Regions from separate parts of the Mus musculus genome. Here region 2 is linked to region 1. A link is a loop called in an ENCODE intact Hi-C map of the cell type or tissue named here. Cell type or tissue: heart. All regions are shown on one strand.

The links. A loop is a pair of places that touch in the nucleus more often than their neighbours do. Peaks named below come from ENCODE experiments on the same cell type or tissue, not always from the same donor. Only the 100,000 strongest peaks of a DNase experiment are listed, where the experiment ranks them.
Region 2: a loop joins it to region 1, with 3 times the contacts of the local background. A loop is called at or near these places in 4 of 42 quality-filtered maps.

What each region holds. Positions count from the first base shown.
Region 1 is chr16:97,958,338-97,966,337 of GRCm38, reverse strand. Zbtb21 (zinc finger and BTB domain containing 21) reads left to right here and starts at 3,716. Exons shown (of 3, transcript NM_175428.4): 1 at 3,716-3,924. In heart, a CTCF peak has its summit at 3,572; DNase peaks (open chromatin) are centred at 3,657 and 4,047; H3K4me3 peaks cover 2,372 bases; H3K27ac peaks cover 1,971 bases.
Region 2 is chr16:98,078,809-98,086,808 of GRCm38, reverse strand. It overlaps A630089N07Rik (RIKEN cDNA A630089N07 gene), which reads left to right and starts at 4,370. Exons shown (of 5, transcript NR_015491.1): 1 at 4,370-4,463. In heart, no CTCF peak of the experiment used is centred here; DNase peaks (open chromatin) are centred at 4,288 and 4,778; H3K4me3 peaks cover 2,287 bases; H3K27ac peaks cover 1,475 bases.

The DNA.
Region 1 (8,000 bases):
AGTTAGAATTAATTAAATATATTAATACAGTTAGAAGTAAGAGTAGAATGTGGACCCTATCTTGTAGAATAGTGAGGGCTGCATAGGTTAAAAATGGCATACAGTAAGCTTTCAACAATTGCATGTATGTAATTGTACTAGGAAGAGAAAAATAGGCTTGGGACAAATTAATGCTCAAAGAAAACATTTCATTCTAGGTTAGGTCTGTGTCTTGGGGTTTTATCGCTGTGAAGAGACACTATGATCAAGACAACTCTTATAAAGGAAAACATTTATTTGGGGCTGGCTTACAGTTTCACAGGTACAGTCCATTATCATCATGGCTGGAAGTATGGCACTATGCAGGCAGAAATGGTGCTGGAGGAGGAGCTGAAAGTTCTATATCTTGATCTGAAGGCAGCCAGAAGGAGTCTGTCTTCTACAGGCAGCCAGGAGGAGAATCTCTTCCACAAAGGATAGAGCTTAAGCAAAGGAAACCTCAAAGCCCACCCCTATAGTGACACACTTCTAACAAGGCCATACCTACTCCAACAAGGCCACACCTCCTAATACTGCTAGTGGGCCAAGCATTCAAACACATGAGTCTGGGGCGGGGAAGAGGGGGCGGCAAACCTATTCAAACCAGCACAGTTTGAGTTCCTGGATTTCATGATCTAGGGATGTGGTCACAGGTGCACCATGAAAAGGCAAAGCTATGAATAAAGAGCAAATAATTTTATTGTGACTATAAAAACAGAGAATAGATGATTAGCCAGTTTAGCTGAACAAGATTTCAAAAAGAAAATGTAAGGTAGATGATCTGTTTCTTGGTAAATAAAATCGTCAACTAAGCATAGGGAAAAAAACTTGCTTAAACGTTGTTAAACAATGACAAAAGCATTATTGCTTTGTGATTACCATGAATTATAGATGGGAAATGTTTAGTTAGGTATGAGATTCAAAAGAAGAATACACAATCAATAATTCTGTTGTAATTTCCTTTGCGTGATGATTTTAATCTGTTCTTGAAGAGTATGTCCTTGTGGTGACTGGTTTTGGAGAATACATAACTTGTGGCTATGAGGTAATTGTTTTCTTACACAGATAACTTTGTCTTAGATGGTATAAAAAGGCTAAAAGAAAAAATAAAGTTGTTGGAGCCTGCTTGTTAAAGCTTTGCTCCATCTACCAAATGTGCGTGAATGTGTATGAATGTAGGAATATATGTTTGGTATGTATGTATGTATGTTGTGTGTATGTATGTATATGTGTGACATTGTTAGAGTTTGCTCATTGAAGCTTGCTTCATCCACCAAGTAGGTGTGAGTGTGCGCCTGCTTTACATTATCACCAACCCCACATCCCCTCCTTAGATCGATGACCACACTGTCAGAGTTGGTCTTCCACACACAGCCAGGCATGAAGCCTATGGGGGACAAATTCAAAGGCACATACAGGTGGCAATAGACAAACCCCACAAAAGGCACTAATGAGCACAGAGGTGTAGCATCAACCCTAGAATAAAGTTGAAGTGACAGGAAGAGCATAGAAGCAACAGAATCCCAGAGCAATTACAGATGACAGGACAAGGTAGAAGATACAGGGTAGCTCCAGTGAGGAATCAACATACCTGAAGCCCAGAGGTGAGTTGAGAAGGGTAACAAGCAAGGTTTGCTTTCACAGATGGGGGTCAAGCTATTAAGTCATCACAGGATGAAGTTCAATTCTCCCCTAAAAACAATGGAGAACCTAGTGTTCACACTGGAGTAAGGTAGCATTTTAAGACTTATCTTAAAATAAGATAAGTCTCCACCCTGGTTGCAAAGCCAGGGTGGAGTAAAACCTGGAGGCTGGAAGAGCAGTTAGAAAGTTTTGTGTGTGCACATGGGTGTGGGCACACACACTTAAAGTGACTGTACTGCCAGAGTATCTTCCCTGGCATAGATGAGGTAGCACAGAGTAACAGGACCAGCAAGACCACAGACCTCAGAAACGCAAAGTAAGACCACAGACCTCAGAAATGAAAAGTGTGTGGATGGGCAGGTAGCAAAGGAAATAATACAGGAAGCCACGAAGGTGCAAACCAGGGGCAGGAAGTCCAGGGCAAAGTGGCACAGCACTGTCACTGAGTTAGAAGAAGGAACCAATAATATATCATAAGCCAGAGGTGTATGAAAGATCCAAAGGTTTCTGTTGTATTTGGCAGTTAGGTCAGATTCAGAGAACTGGCAACCTTGTTTGAACATGGAGACACCAGAGTACAGGCAGCATGCACTGCAGATACAGCAACTGAGCTGGCAAACAGTTGGAGGGAGGTTGCTTTGCACTCCATGTGGTTAAACAAAACAAAACAAAACAAAACAAAACAAAACAAAACAAACGAATCTGGCTTCTCTCTGGGCCATAGGCTCTGCAGCTCCATACTGATTTTCTGCATGTAAAAAAGAGGCCCAATGGTGTGTGGTCCTCTCAAATCCCTCTTTACAAGACCACTTCTTGCTTAACTGCCATACAGTTCAAATACAAATACATTAAAAACAAACAAACAAATAAACAAACCAAAAAAAAAAAAAACCCTTGAATGATTGCAGAAGAGAACTTTCAGTGTGAAATTCTAAAGGGCATAGTCTTGAAATGAAAAAAAAAACTAAATACTCAGAGTTATTCATTTGGAGTCTGTCCCCCCCCCCAATGGATCTACCTATTGCAAGATTCCTTTCTCCACATATCCCTCACACACTTCATAATGCTGTTTCACCTTGATTCACGTAGTTAAAACCCACCTTCAGAAGCATACTTGAAAACCACACACTTCTTGAAACATAGAACACCTAATTTAAGATCTAGGCTTTTGTTTTGTTTTTGTTTTTGTTTTTGGAGACAGGGTTTCTCTGTAGTCCTGGAACTCACTCTGTAGACCAGGCTGGCCCTCGAACTCAGAAATCTGCCTGACTCTTCCTCCCAAGTGCTGGGATTAAAGGCGTGCGCCACCATTGCCCGGCGGATCTAGGCATTTTTAAAGTCTGTTACAGAAATTTCACTTGTTGAGACTGTCTGCTGCTATGTTCCAGGCTCTAGAAAACTTCCGTGGCCTAGAGACCCTTTCTTCACAGCTGGAATTTGTAGTTTGGCATTTGTTACCCAGCTGCCTGGTTTTGGCGTACAGTCATCTGACAAATGGCATTGTAATTTTCATGCAAAGAGGCTAAAAGAGAACTGGTGTTGCAGGGAAAAAGGTTAATCGTTCTTTGTCTTTTGTTTTGAAATGAGCCAGGGCCTCACTCTGTAGTTCAGAATAGTTAACGGGAAATCTGCCTCAGTGTCCTGGATGATGGGATTCCTTGCATGCACCACCCTTCCCAGCTTCAACACCATTTTAAAAGGGTAAGGTTTGGATATGTGTTTGAAAAAGCCACAGAGCGAATAAGGGGAACCTGGGAACCCAACTTGTTCACTGCCGCTTTCTCCAGGAGGAAGAAATGGAGATGAGCTATTTTCCCGATAGCTCCACATTCCGCATTCAGGGGCTTTCCGCGACCACATGCGTACCCTGGGGGCGTCCCTACGCTCTGCTGCTCGTGCCCGCGCCTCACCGGAGAGGCACCAACGCGCCGGACCCAACGCGGCCGCGCTCCCGCAGGCCCGCCCTCGGCCCGCCCCCAGCCGCCCGGCACCCAATCCCAGCGCCACGCACGTGACGAGCGCTGCTTGCGATGACCTCATCCCTGGTGTGGGATGACGTCAAATTCAAGATGGATGGAATCACAGCGGCAGTGGAGGCTGCGGGTTGCGCGAGCCGAGTGTGAGCGGAAAGGGGCTTGGCGCCTGCCCCAGGGCTGAAGAGCGGTGAGTAACCGTCACGCTCCGCGCCCTAGGAGGACGTCGGGCCCGGTCGGGGACTACGGCCTCTCCGCAAAACGCGGCCTTTCCTGACGTAACTCTGAGGTGATTTCTCTTCTTTTTTTCCTCCACCAGTGGGTTGCGGGCGTCGGGCCCTTTTACGCGTGCGCGGGGCCGCGGTCCTCACCGAGCATGCCCAGACTCCCACGTAGTCGAGCGTGTCCAAGCACTGCGCATGCTCTCTGCCCGCATTTGGCCTCGCCCTCGCTCCTACGCATGCTCAGCCTCCAGGCCGCTGAGCTGCTCACCCTGGCCCGGGCGGCCTGAGTAGCCGCGGTGTGCGTCTGGGGTGCTGGCCACAGCATAGCCGTTGAGACGCCGCTGCGGGTTAGGGCGCGCTCTCTGGGGCGGGCGGGCGGCGCGCGCTCGCGCGGGGCTGGGAAACTGGCGGGCGGTGGCGGCGGCGGCGGCACCCACACCTGCAGCGGCTGGAACGTGACAGCCTGGCAGCCAGCACCTCTGGGGCCACCTCGTTTGCCCATGCACACCCTATCGGACCCCTCACCCCCACCCTCGGGCCCAAGGCTTTTCTTAGGAGAAAGACCCTCTTTCGGGGACATAGCACGGAAGACCTCCCTGCAGCTCACATCTTGGCCGGGGTCTCCCCCATCTCCCTGGCTTGGTTATTTGGAGCACCTTTGAGTGCTTCCTCTGCAGAGACTGCACCTTGTAATCAAAGAACCATGCACATATGTGCCCCCGAGGCTCTGGGTTCTGGAGAACCGCACACTACAGAACGTGTACAGAGAGCCTTAAACAGGTACTCCCTAAGGTTGCCCGACACAGGGGTGGTGTTGGGGGACACTGAGCCGCCCTTTGAAGCTTGGCATTTTTTTGTGTGTTGCATGAACTCCAATCGCTTCTACATCTTTGGACATCTATCTGTGTTACAGCATAGTCTGGTGATTGTTCATCAGCATGACCCTGAGTCATAAGTTCCTGGGTTTGTTTCATGGTCCTCCCACCTTGTTTCAGAGGCTGAAAGTAGGTTAATCCATGTTAGTGTTTCCACTGAAAACCTTCCTCCACTTCTAGTGATTAATCATTACCCTTAACCTTACCCCTAAATATTGACGTTAAAGTAGAAATTTGGCTTACGTAAAAATGACTCTTTAATTCAGCCGATGCACTTAACAGCATAGTGTTTTCATTTAGTATTTATTGAAAGTATAGGGAGTGTCATTCTTAGGAAATAGAAATTGTTAATAGAAACTCTCCCTTGAGGAACTGACAGTATTGTGTGGTGGAGAATATTAGATATGACAACAGCAACAAAAGAAGTAGCGTAGAGGTCTCTAGACAAGGAGATAACTGAGAAGCCATTTTAGTTGTCCCAGTACTAGAGCTTAAAGGGCTGGATTTACAAGTATCAGAGATTGGCCAAAGGGCAAAGGAAAGAATAATTTTCTGCCAGAGGAGATATGGCTGGCATCATCCAACCTAAGAAGGTGATGATTGAAGACAAACAGGTGTGAAAGTGTGGATCACAGGTGCCATGTAGGACAAGTGACTTCACTGAGATGGATCTCTTTAGAAGGAAGGGGGTGGGGCCTGAAGAAGTCTGAGCAGAGATACAGATGGAGTCAGTCCAATTGTTAATATAGTCACAAAAGCTCAGGAAAGGCTGAGAAAACGCCCCCATGCTGGGTTCTACAGACTCTGGAGAGATAAAGATCAACAAGTCCAATCCCCAAGTCTAGTGAGCTTTCTTTATGTGGTAGATACCTGCTAAGTCCTATGCTAGGAATTCACAACTGAAAACAAGGGCTTTTTGGGAGAGCATGTGGGGTGTTGTGAGGGAGCCACATATAAACCTGATGCATTGAGATCACCACGGGGTCATTGCAGAGCGGTGAAGTGTTGCTGTTGGCAAGTTACAAAAGCTTTATAGTTCCCTCTGAATCCTTCTGTACAAAGTGGCCAAGTAAAGGAGAGATAAAAGACACGTTAGGGTTTCAGAAACTGGAAGTGCAGATTTGTGGGTTAGATGGTAAGGAGTGCCACTGTCTTAGTTTGGATTTTATTGCTGTAAAGAAATACCATGACCAAGGCAACTTTTATAAAGGAAAACATTTAATTGGGGCTGTTTTTTTGTTTCAGAGGTTTAGTCTATTATAATCATGGTGGGAAGCATGGAAGCATTCAGGCATACATGGTAATGAAGGAGGAGCTGAGAATTCTACATCTTAATCTGAAGTCAGCAGAAGGGTACTGTGTCCACACTGGGCATCGCTAGAGCATAGGAGACCTCACTGCATCCACAGTGACACACTCCAAGGAGGCCACACCTATTCTAACAAGGCCATATCTCCTAATAATATAACTCCCTATGAGTTCACTCATGTGAATCTATTGGGGCCAGGCCTATTCAAACTACCACAGCCATCCAGGTTTGGTACAGAGGTGAGTTGATATCAGTCAGAGAAGTCTTGTATGCTAGTCTGTAGTTTGGGTTTTTCTAGAGAAATAATTTAGGGGAAAAACCCCTGTAGTCTAAAACAGGTCAGTAAAGTGGCCAGCTTTATTTAGAGTAAGCAGTCAAAAAGCTTCATTTCTACTCCTTAATTTAAATTGGAGTAGGGAGTGAAAAATAATCACATATGTATTGTGTAAGATCTCAATTTGGGCATCATGAGGAGTGCCAAAAGTAATATATTGGACTTTAAAGAGCTTGCAGTCCTGGCGGGACACACAGCCAACTAGCATATGCCAGGGAATAAGCATAATGTGTTGATTGGTGTACCTGCTCTGTGTGATAACTGTTGTGCCTACTGTTGGCAGTAGGCATTTGCTTTTTGCCTTTTTGACAAGAGACTCCAACCCATGTTGGCCTTGAACTCATAATCCTCCTGCCTCAGTCTGTCAAGAACTGGCACTATAGACATGTGCTACATGATGTATTTTGCTTACTTGTTCTAAGCTTAAGTAAGTTTAGGACTGTGTTTGTTTAGTTGGCCTGCTTTAATTTAGTATACAGACTCAGTGACCTAAATAATAGAAACTTATTTTTTCACAGTTATAGAAGCTGGAAATTGGAGATGAAAGTGGTGTTGGTAGGCCAGGTCTCTACTGTACTTCTTCCCTTGGCTTGCAGATAGCGTCCTTGTGTGTCCTCATAGGATCTTCCCTCCATGTTTGTCTCTGATCTAATGTCTTTGTTCAGAGACATCACTCTTTTTTTTTTGGATTAAGACACATTTTAACTTAATTAGCTGTGTCTTAAAGACCTCAGCTCCAAATATGATTCCTTTGTAAGGTACAGAAGTTAGGACTTCCAACAAACAAACTAGGATGTTGACTGGGAGTGTTTAGCCCTAAAGGAGTCCTTAAGGATTAGAACTTGATCTGCGCTGCAAAAGGGGTTTGGCAAAATCTGGACGGTTCAGATTGAGTAGTGGAGGAGGTCAGATGGGCAGGTTGTGTCTCAGGAACAGAAACAGGAAAAAGCCACAGTAGGTAACTAAAGAATTTTAAGAGTAGTTTGAATAAAGGAGTCTGTAGAGGCTTTTTTTTTAATAGGTTTTATATTTAGCCTGTTCTGTTTTAACTAAGATAGTCAGGACTATAACTTCATTCAGTATTATATCAAGGTGGTTCCTAAGCTCCCTCTGCACTGCTGGGAACTACACCAGCTCTTACACCTCTGTCTCCATGAAGACATTTAAGACATTGAAACTGAATTTTGGGGTTTCCTTATCTCTAGACAACAGGGCTTTTTCTGTTCTGAATATCCCTGTGTAAAAAATGTAATTATCAGCCTGGTCTACAGAGTGAGTTCCAGGACAGCCAGGGCTACACAGTAAAACCCTGTCTCAAAAAAAAAAAAAATGTAATTAACACCCCTCAGATATATTTAACCATGCCTTGCACTTGTAGAGGGCCAGTGAGCAAGCTGCATTCATGGAAGATAGTGTATGCTGGGGCACTAATGGAAGCCTTTCTTGAGGAATCTAGCATATGAAAGACAAACATGAAAGATTAGGACAAGAGCAAGAAGCATGCAGAAATAAGGCAGAACAGAAACTGACTGGTTAAAAAGGGGATTTATTTTAAAAAATAAAATGAAAAATACATGATCTCTTGAGGCTCGAGGAAAAGCTTAAACATCAAGAAAAAAACAA
Region 2 (8,000 bases), 120 kb before region 1:
GGCCCTGGTGTTCCCCTGTACTGGGGCATATAAAGTTTTAAGCTTGCATTTTTAAGTACAAATTGTGTTTACAATTTTTTATTTTTAATATCATTTATTTATTTATTTATTTTATTTATATGAGTACACTGAAGCTGTCTTCAGACACACACCAGAAGAGGGCATCAGGTCCCATTACAGATGGTTTTGAACCACCATGTGGTTGCTCAAATTGAACTCAGGACTTCTGGAAGAGCAGTAGGTACTCTTAACTGCTAAGCCATCTCTCCAGTCCCGTATTTACAGATTTTTATCTTCTTGAATTCATGGGCTTTTTCGCAAGACCATGTAATCCTTACCTATCTATGAGGTTGTGTCTTTTGAGGGTTCTGGGTACCTAAATTTCATATTACAAACTGAAAATATCCTTCACCATTTGCTTAATCTTGCTGAACATTGTCTTTTCTGCTCCTTTTTACATGTTAATAAATAGGAGGTGGTGAGCTGCATTGAGCCACTGACAGGGAAGGGCTCCAACCCTCTTTCAAAGCACTGACCTGAGCTAAGTTCTGTCTTTAATGTGTGTCTCTTTCTGGAGAACACAGATTCATTTAATGACATTAGTATTTATACAATAGCATTTTACTTATTTTATTGTACTATGGAAAACCAGTAAAGGTCACTATCTCATGTGGACATTAGATCACGTTATAATGTAACTCAGTGCAGATAGCCTACATGTATGCAGGATACTGTCGTGGGGTATAATCTGAAGTACAATTTAGACTTTGTTGTGCCTGCCAATTGGTATCCCTTAAAAAAGATCGTGTTTGTTTCTCTTCCTTTTAAACCTTTAAAAGTGATTTGTTCCTACCCTGAGCTTTTTCTTAAGCTGTTTTCTTTCCATTTCTGTCTCCATGGTCATCTAATTTACAGCTGTCTATGTGGTCGTGTTCAATGGCCTTTTCCCTCAATCATTGTCCCAAAGCTTACTGTTGTTCGTTTCTTCTTTTAGAAGAAGCAGAATCATGCTTATAATTGATGATTTATTAATATCACTATACATCTTACCATATAACTATAAACTGCCCAATGTATAATGTGAAGTATAATTAAGCATTTTTTTTTCTGTTTGATGGTGTTTAATGATTTAGGTTCTCAATAACTTAGGCTTGCCTACTAGCTATTTACTGACAAACAGAAAAAAAGAGCTTAAATGTACTGCTAGGGCTCAAAATTTTAGGTAGAATAAGGTAATTTCTTTTACATGAGGCATCCTTTATAATAGTAAAAGTCATATAATTCTCTTTTTTGTGAAATTTAAAAAATACATGATGGCTGTTATCAGCACTGCAACCAATACTAAGTTAATTATGTTGGTTCACATTCTTCTACTCTAGACAAAACTAAAATCTCTTCATTTCTTATCTATAACTAATGAGAGTGTGAGTAGCCGAGTATATATTAAGACACTTAATTGATAAACATTAAGTAGTTGCTCCTTCTTCTTTATCCATACCACTTAATATGTAAGAACAGAGTCCTTTTGCAAATAAGCATTCCAAACATGAAACATTACACCTTCTCATCTTCATAAAATATATAAAGAATAAAATTAAAGAAAAATATGGCATAAGTTCCTACACTCAGAGCAACCTGCTGCCGAGACATGGAAGGAAGCACAGTGTGAACACAGCGGATCACAGAACATGCTCTCTTAAGTAAATCACTTAAGATTTCAAAGTGAAAATTTGTATAGTTCTTAGAAAACATGAAAATGATGTTTGTCCCAAGGAAAGATGACTACCTCATATCTCTAATGAAAAAGAAAGGTTAAAGGTAATTTCATTTTAAAAAACAGTATATTTTTGTTGAGAGCAAAGATGTGTTAGCACGTGTGTGCAGTGCTGTAGAGTGTATAGATAAGGGGATCTTATCTGGACAGCTTTGTCCATGTCCTGGACCTCCTACACAACCTCAGTCCCCACTGTGTCAGGAGCCATAATGGGACAAGCTAATAACTAGCAGGTGATCATCCTGAAGTGGCCTGCCTCAGATTATTATATAGTCTTCTACAGGTGAGCCCTCATTGAGCAAGGCTGTGAGGGACTCATTTTAGGAAAGATTCCTGCTATTAATATGCTTTTCCTGTTGTTATTGAACATACATAACTACCACTAAGTATAAGCACATCCCTTTGGAGCAGATCTCTGCAGATCCACGAAGATGTACTATCTTGTAGTGATGCTATATAGACTAATGGATGACATAATACTTAATGAGGATCCTATAAGAATTCCTAAAATTGTATCTGTGATCATTAAGCTTTTTTATAATGGGACTGCTATTAGGCCCTTTCCTGATAGTCAAAGCTGCAATGAGAACTCTCCCAGTCTCTCAAGTTTCACCAGTTAACAACTCTTAGCTAGTAACCAGACTTTCTTCTATTCAGAGCACATTCTAAGAGGTTGTAAAACAATTAACCAAAGGCCATAAAAGGGAACTAACAATTTATTATAGGTGCTAGGACAGAAGATAAAATATTGACTGGATTTATCTATACAAAACTTCACTTATAACTTAGTTATGGTTTTAAGCCTTCTGTGAACCCGTGGAGCTGAGACAAGTGATGGATGTTTAGCTTGATAATCACTCCTAATGGATATTCATGTAAACATCCTCTGTTGTAACATTCTATTTCAATTTATGATTTGATTTTCTGGTGAACTTTTGATGAAAATTTTAACATGTGGTCATGTATTATGAATGATGTTTAAGGGCTGAGGACAAAGAGAAGAGACAAAACTGGGGGCTGGGGGTGAGAGGAATGGAGGTGAGAGAACTGAGCTGAGGAGATGATTTTTGAAGGAGAATGCAGAGTGGAGTAGCTTGGAAATTATAGGTAACATAAACTACTAAGAGAGCAATGTGTAGAATGCAGAGGGAAAGAAGAAAAAAGTAGATGATGCTGAGAGCAGAAGGAGCAAGCAGGCTTCTCCTTACCGTGGGACAGAGCAGATCCCATGGTAAGGACAAGGCAGGTTTAGTCTTATTAAAAGAAACAAAGATTTTTTCTTACAAACATGGGTTTAATTCATTTAGCATTAAGAAGGTAGAAGCCTTTTCTTTCTCTATGTAATACAGATTGGAGTGCATTTAGTTTTCATCTAGAATGTGTGAGTTCTTTCTGCAACCATGCTGGGTCTTATGCTCCATATGCATATGTAAATATGGATGTGTGTGTAATTATGTAATTGTGAGAATGTCTGCATGTGTGTGTGTAAGTATGTAATTGTGAGAATGCATGAAAGCTGGGCCCATCTGGCTTCTAATGAAAATGAATAAGTGAGCATGAATGAAGCTGAATATGAATTTATGTGAGATTATGCATATTTGCTTATGTAAAAGTTTTTTCTTTCTGCGAGTGTTATTTACTTCTCCTGGCTCAGTAGAAGTTTATAGCTCCAAACATCCTCCTATCCCGAAAGCAAGTGGCATCTGGAGAACAGGGGAAAGGGTCTAGCAATTAATTCTTTACTTAATCTGCTGTTTTAGGATGAGGTGCTGAGTGCCAGAAACTGCAGTTTCTGACCTGAGAGGATCACAGAACGCAGGTCAGGTACAACAGCATAGTAACTTAGACTTAGATAAGTAAACTTTTTATTATACAGCAACCCTAAATTTTTGTTAAGACAAAGCCTTACCCTCCGCCTATGCTCTTACCTCTCCGTTGCCTCAAGAAGAACCGAAAAGAAAGAAGAAATACCTCACGCTGGGGCTGCACCACGGCACAAATGCATCAAAATTAATTACACTATGAACATAACAAACCAGAAATTAATAAGCCTATTCATATCTATAAACTATTGTTACCCCAAATCTCCCTCTAATAGTTAATATCCTGGGCACCTTTCCGCTTGTGGGACAGTTTGCTAACTCCCCTGCAAGTTGAGTAATGGGCTATGCAAGCTACCTACCTTAATTCCAGGAGGGAGAAGTCAAACAGCCTAGTGAGTTAGGGAAGCTGGGGCTGAAGTCAGGACCTGGTGAGCACAGGGTCACTGCCCACATAGGGGAGGAGCAAGCCACTGAGTAGTGGCAGATCTCCGGCTGCCTTCCTGATGGGGCCTCCCTGGGGCTGTGCAGGGAGACAGAAGAGTAGGCTATTGGAGGACCCGCACCAGTACTATGGAAATGCAAATCCCTGTAGATCTGGAAAAGGTCAGGCATTGGACTTGAAGAATCTTCAATTGGGCTGAGAATCTCTACGCAATGTACCTTTAAGGGAGGTGCTCGAGTCACTCAAGACTTATTGGCCAATCAGATCCTTTAGGCTGACTTGCCAGTCAGAAGGGAAGGCGGGTTTTTCCGGATGCCTTGGCGCGAATTTCACTTAGTTGCTGAGCAGACTTGAATGAGCCTGTGTGCTGTGCTCCTTGTCCTGCCGCTGGATGCTGTGGATTGTGCTCAGGCAAGCTCCGAAGGTGCGACATCGTGAGCACAGGGTCACTGCCCACATAGGGGAGGAGCAAGCGGCTGAGCAGTGGCAGGTCTCCGCCAGCCTTCCTGGTGGGGTCTCCCTGGCGCTGTGCGGGGGGGACAGATTGGTAGGCTATTGGAGGATAGGCACAAGTACTACAGAAATGCAAATTCCTGTAGATCTGGAAGAGGTTGGGTCCTGGCCTTGAAGCTTGGACTGAGAACCTACACTGTGTACCTTCAGCTAACTCTTAACTCTAACGGAGGTGCTCCAGACTTACTGGCCAGTCAGAGCCTTTAGGCGGACCTGCCAGTCAGAAGAGAAGGCGGGCTTTCCGGTTGCCGTGGTGCGGGTTTCACTTAGTAGCTGAGCCAGCTTGAATGGGCCTGTGTGCTGTGCTCCTTGTCCTGCCGCTGGATGCTGTGGATTGTGCTCAGGCAAGCTCCGAAGTTGCGCCATGGTGAGCACAGGGTCACTGCCAACAATGGGGAGAAGCAGGGGTCTCAGCAGCGCGAGCTGGTGTGGTGGGGCTTTCACAGGACTGAATGGGAATCGGCGGCCACGTGTGAGGTCCCCTGAGGTCCTAGCCACTCGCGGGACCCAGCCGTAGCCTCTGAATAACTTCACTGTGGGGGCTGCATTTGGCCTGTGTGTAGAACGATCTTTGGCATGATCCCAAACTCAGAGAGTCCTAGTTTCTGCAAGTTCTGTTCTTAGCATTTGACATTAAGGTGGACAGTCCATTTGGAGTTAATTTTGTGGAGGTTGTAAAAGACATCTCATGTGCTGGGTAGCAATCCAATATCAAGCTGTGATGTAAAAGTGCAGGATTGATGATGTAAAGGATTTACTAAAGCTTAGGAGATAGTAAGGCACTCCAAGTAGAATTTATCTGAGGGTGGACTCCATGTAAAACATCTCACAGATAAGTAATGTGCTAACCAGGGCAATTAGAGTTTAGGTTGCTAGGATACACATGCTTGTTCACAAGGATTGCCCAGAAATATGGCTCCAAGCCATAATAAAGAAAACAAACTTGATTTACAAGCAGCCACTAGGCCCATCTCCATATGAAAGAGCAGGCCTCTAACCAGCTGCTCAATGGGGCATTACAGGATCACAATCTACAGTAAGGCCTAGTGTGCCATAAAGGTTCAGTTTTCTGCTTGAAAAAAGCATACTTATGCCACATGGGCGAGATGACACTTAGTGACAACCATGTGAAAAGGGTAAAAAGAAAAGAAAAGAAAACACTGTTGCATTATTGAGTGCTGGCGTGATCAAACTGTAATTTCCCTGAGGTTCCCCTGTCTGGAGCATGATATAGCTCCTTCTAAAACCCAGGAACATGCTTGGCAGAGCCAGTCACAGCCTGGGGCCTACTCACCTGGCTCCTTGGCAGCTTACCCTGAGGCCCTGGGTATAGAGATAAAACCAGGGCCTTTTCTAAAACCAGGAATATGCTTGGGAGAGGTTGAATCAGATTCTGAGAACAAGACTTCCTACCCTATGGGGCTGTGGTTATCATTCCCAAGGCCATGAGAGATTTGGTCAGAAATGTTTTTGAGAAACACTGAGTTGCCCTTGTGCAGCACTGTTTAATTAGACTTCTCCTGAGTGTGTCCGATTGTATGATGCTTCTGCTGACTTCATAGTTTCTTCATCTTTCTCCTGACTTCATAGATGTCTCCCATCTCCTTCCTTTTCACTCATGTCAATCGTGTACAAGATGGTATTCTTTAGAAGCTTGCTTAGCATGAGCCATAGCTTGTGTAAGACCTCCCCACCCCAGCTTTTTTACTTTCTACCTTTTCCTTTTCCAGTTTTTTCATCATCTGGAACCTTCCACTCAGGACACTGTCACTAACCTGCTGTGTTAGGGCACTGTGTATTTAAGAAATGATCCTGGGAATATGCTTGCTGTGTAGATTTCCCATGTGTCTTAGTGGCTAGAATTGCAGCCTCCAGTCTGTATTTAAGTTGTTCAAAACTTAACCTCAACCTGAACCTAAAAGAGACTAAAGGGTGTCAGCATATGTGGAATGAAAAATCCATTCTAGTCTGGCTCCTCTTTTAGCCTTAATCAGTGTAGCTGGTCTTTGCTACTTCATGGTTACTTCTTTTCCCCTACCCTTAACCCCTTCCCCAACAGCACCCAAGCTCCACCTCCCCCCTCCCCCCCCCCCCCCCCCGCGTCTCCCCCACACACCCCTTCGTCACTCCCTAACACCAGATAGGAGAGTAACAAGGATGGAGGAGAAAGAGATTTTTGAATCTACTTTCTTTCCTTGTACTGGACCCCCCAGCATGAGTCAGACAGTCTCTGATACCGAAGGCAAGGATTAAATATAGAAAAGGCAGAAAGAAGATGTAAAGACGAGAGTTAGATTTGGGAGGACTGCTGGTTAATACTGCTGCAGCAGCAGCCAGCAGCAACCAGAGCCTTGAGTTTATTTTTAGTAGTGTTTTTATACCCCACAGTATCATTCAAAGCAAAGCCACAAGCTTACAGAAACAATTTCCTGAAATATACACAGAATATCTGTTTTTATCCAAAGGTACCTCCCTTGAACCTCAGGAGTACCCCCTCTTATCGTCCTATGCCTCATCAGGCTGGGAAATCTGCCAACAGACCCAGACCCTCCTTGACTGCCTGGGCACATAGAAGAATAGGGTTAGTTTTAAAGCATAAACATCATCATCATCAAGGAAGGAAAAAAGTGTAAAGGAAGTTCCCTGTATTCAGGGTCTTATCAAGATGATCGAGATATGACAAATTGTGAGGAACACATTCCTCAGCTGGTTTTTTTTTTTTTTTTTTTTTTTTAGCTTACTTCCTTGTCCTGGCCCAGTGTCAAATATTCTGGCCATTTTCCTAGAAGCGGTATCAAGAGCTCTCCACACCTGTGAGAGTAGAAGATTCTACTAAAGTACAAATTTACCATACTAGGGCTCTGTCTGCCCATAGGGTGGGGTAGAAGGGCAGAGCTGGGAAGGCCTGTGCTGTCTGAGTGATTTAATCTCTAATCCTCCAGTAGGAGAGCTGCTACCGTCCTCTGGGCAGCCTAGGAATCAGGAGGAGCAGCATTGGGAGGTAGCTTGGAGGTTCTTTCCATATTCTCCCAAGCCATGCCATTGTGATTGTGACAGCCACCAGGAAGAACGGATTGGCTAAGCAATCGCAGTCCAGTCTGATTGGACAGTGATTGACTGGGAACCAGACTGTCTTTCTTTTGGTACATGTGGTGACCTGGGCAAAGAGCCTTGGCCTCTGAGCTGCCTGAGTGTGGATTCCCTGGAGGGGAGTAGGCTCTGCAGCTCTGGCCATAGGAAGCTGTGTTATTTATATCACTGCTCCATGTGCACATACAAGCATTGCTTTTGATGTGCAGAAGACAGATTTCAACACTGAAAATCTGGTTTCTAGAAGTTCTGAACATTGCATTGCAAATTCAGTTTTGTGTGATAGATTTTACAAATAGTTTAGAAACTGGTAGAGATGAGGTTATGGGGATCATCCTTCAGCAAGATCTGATTAAAA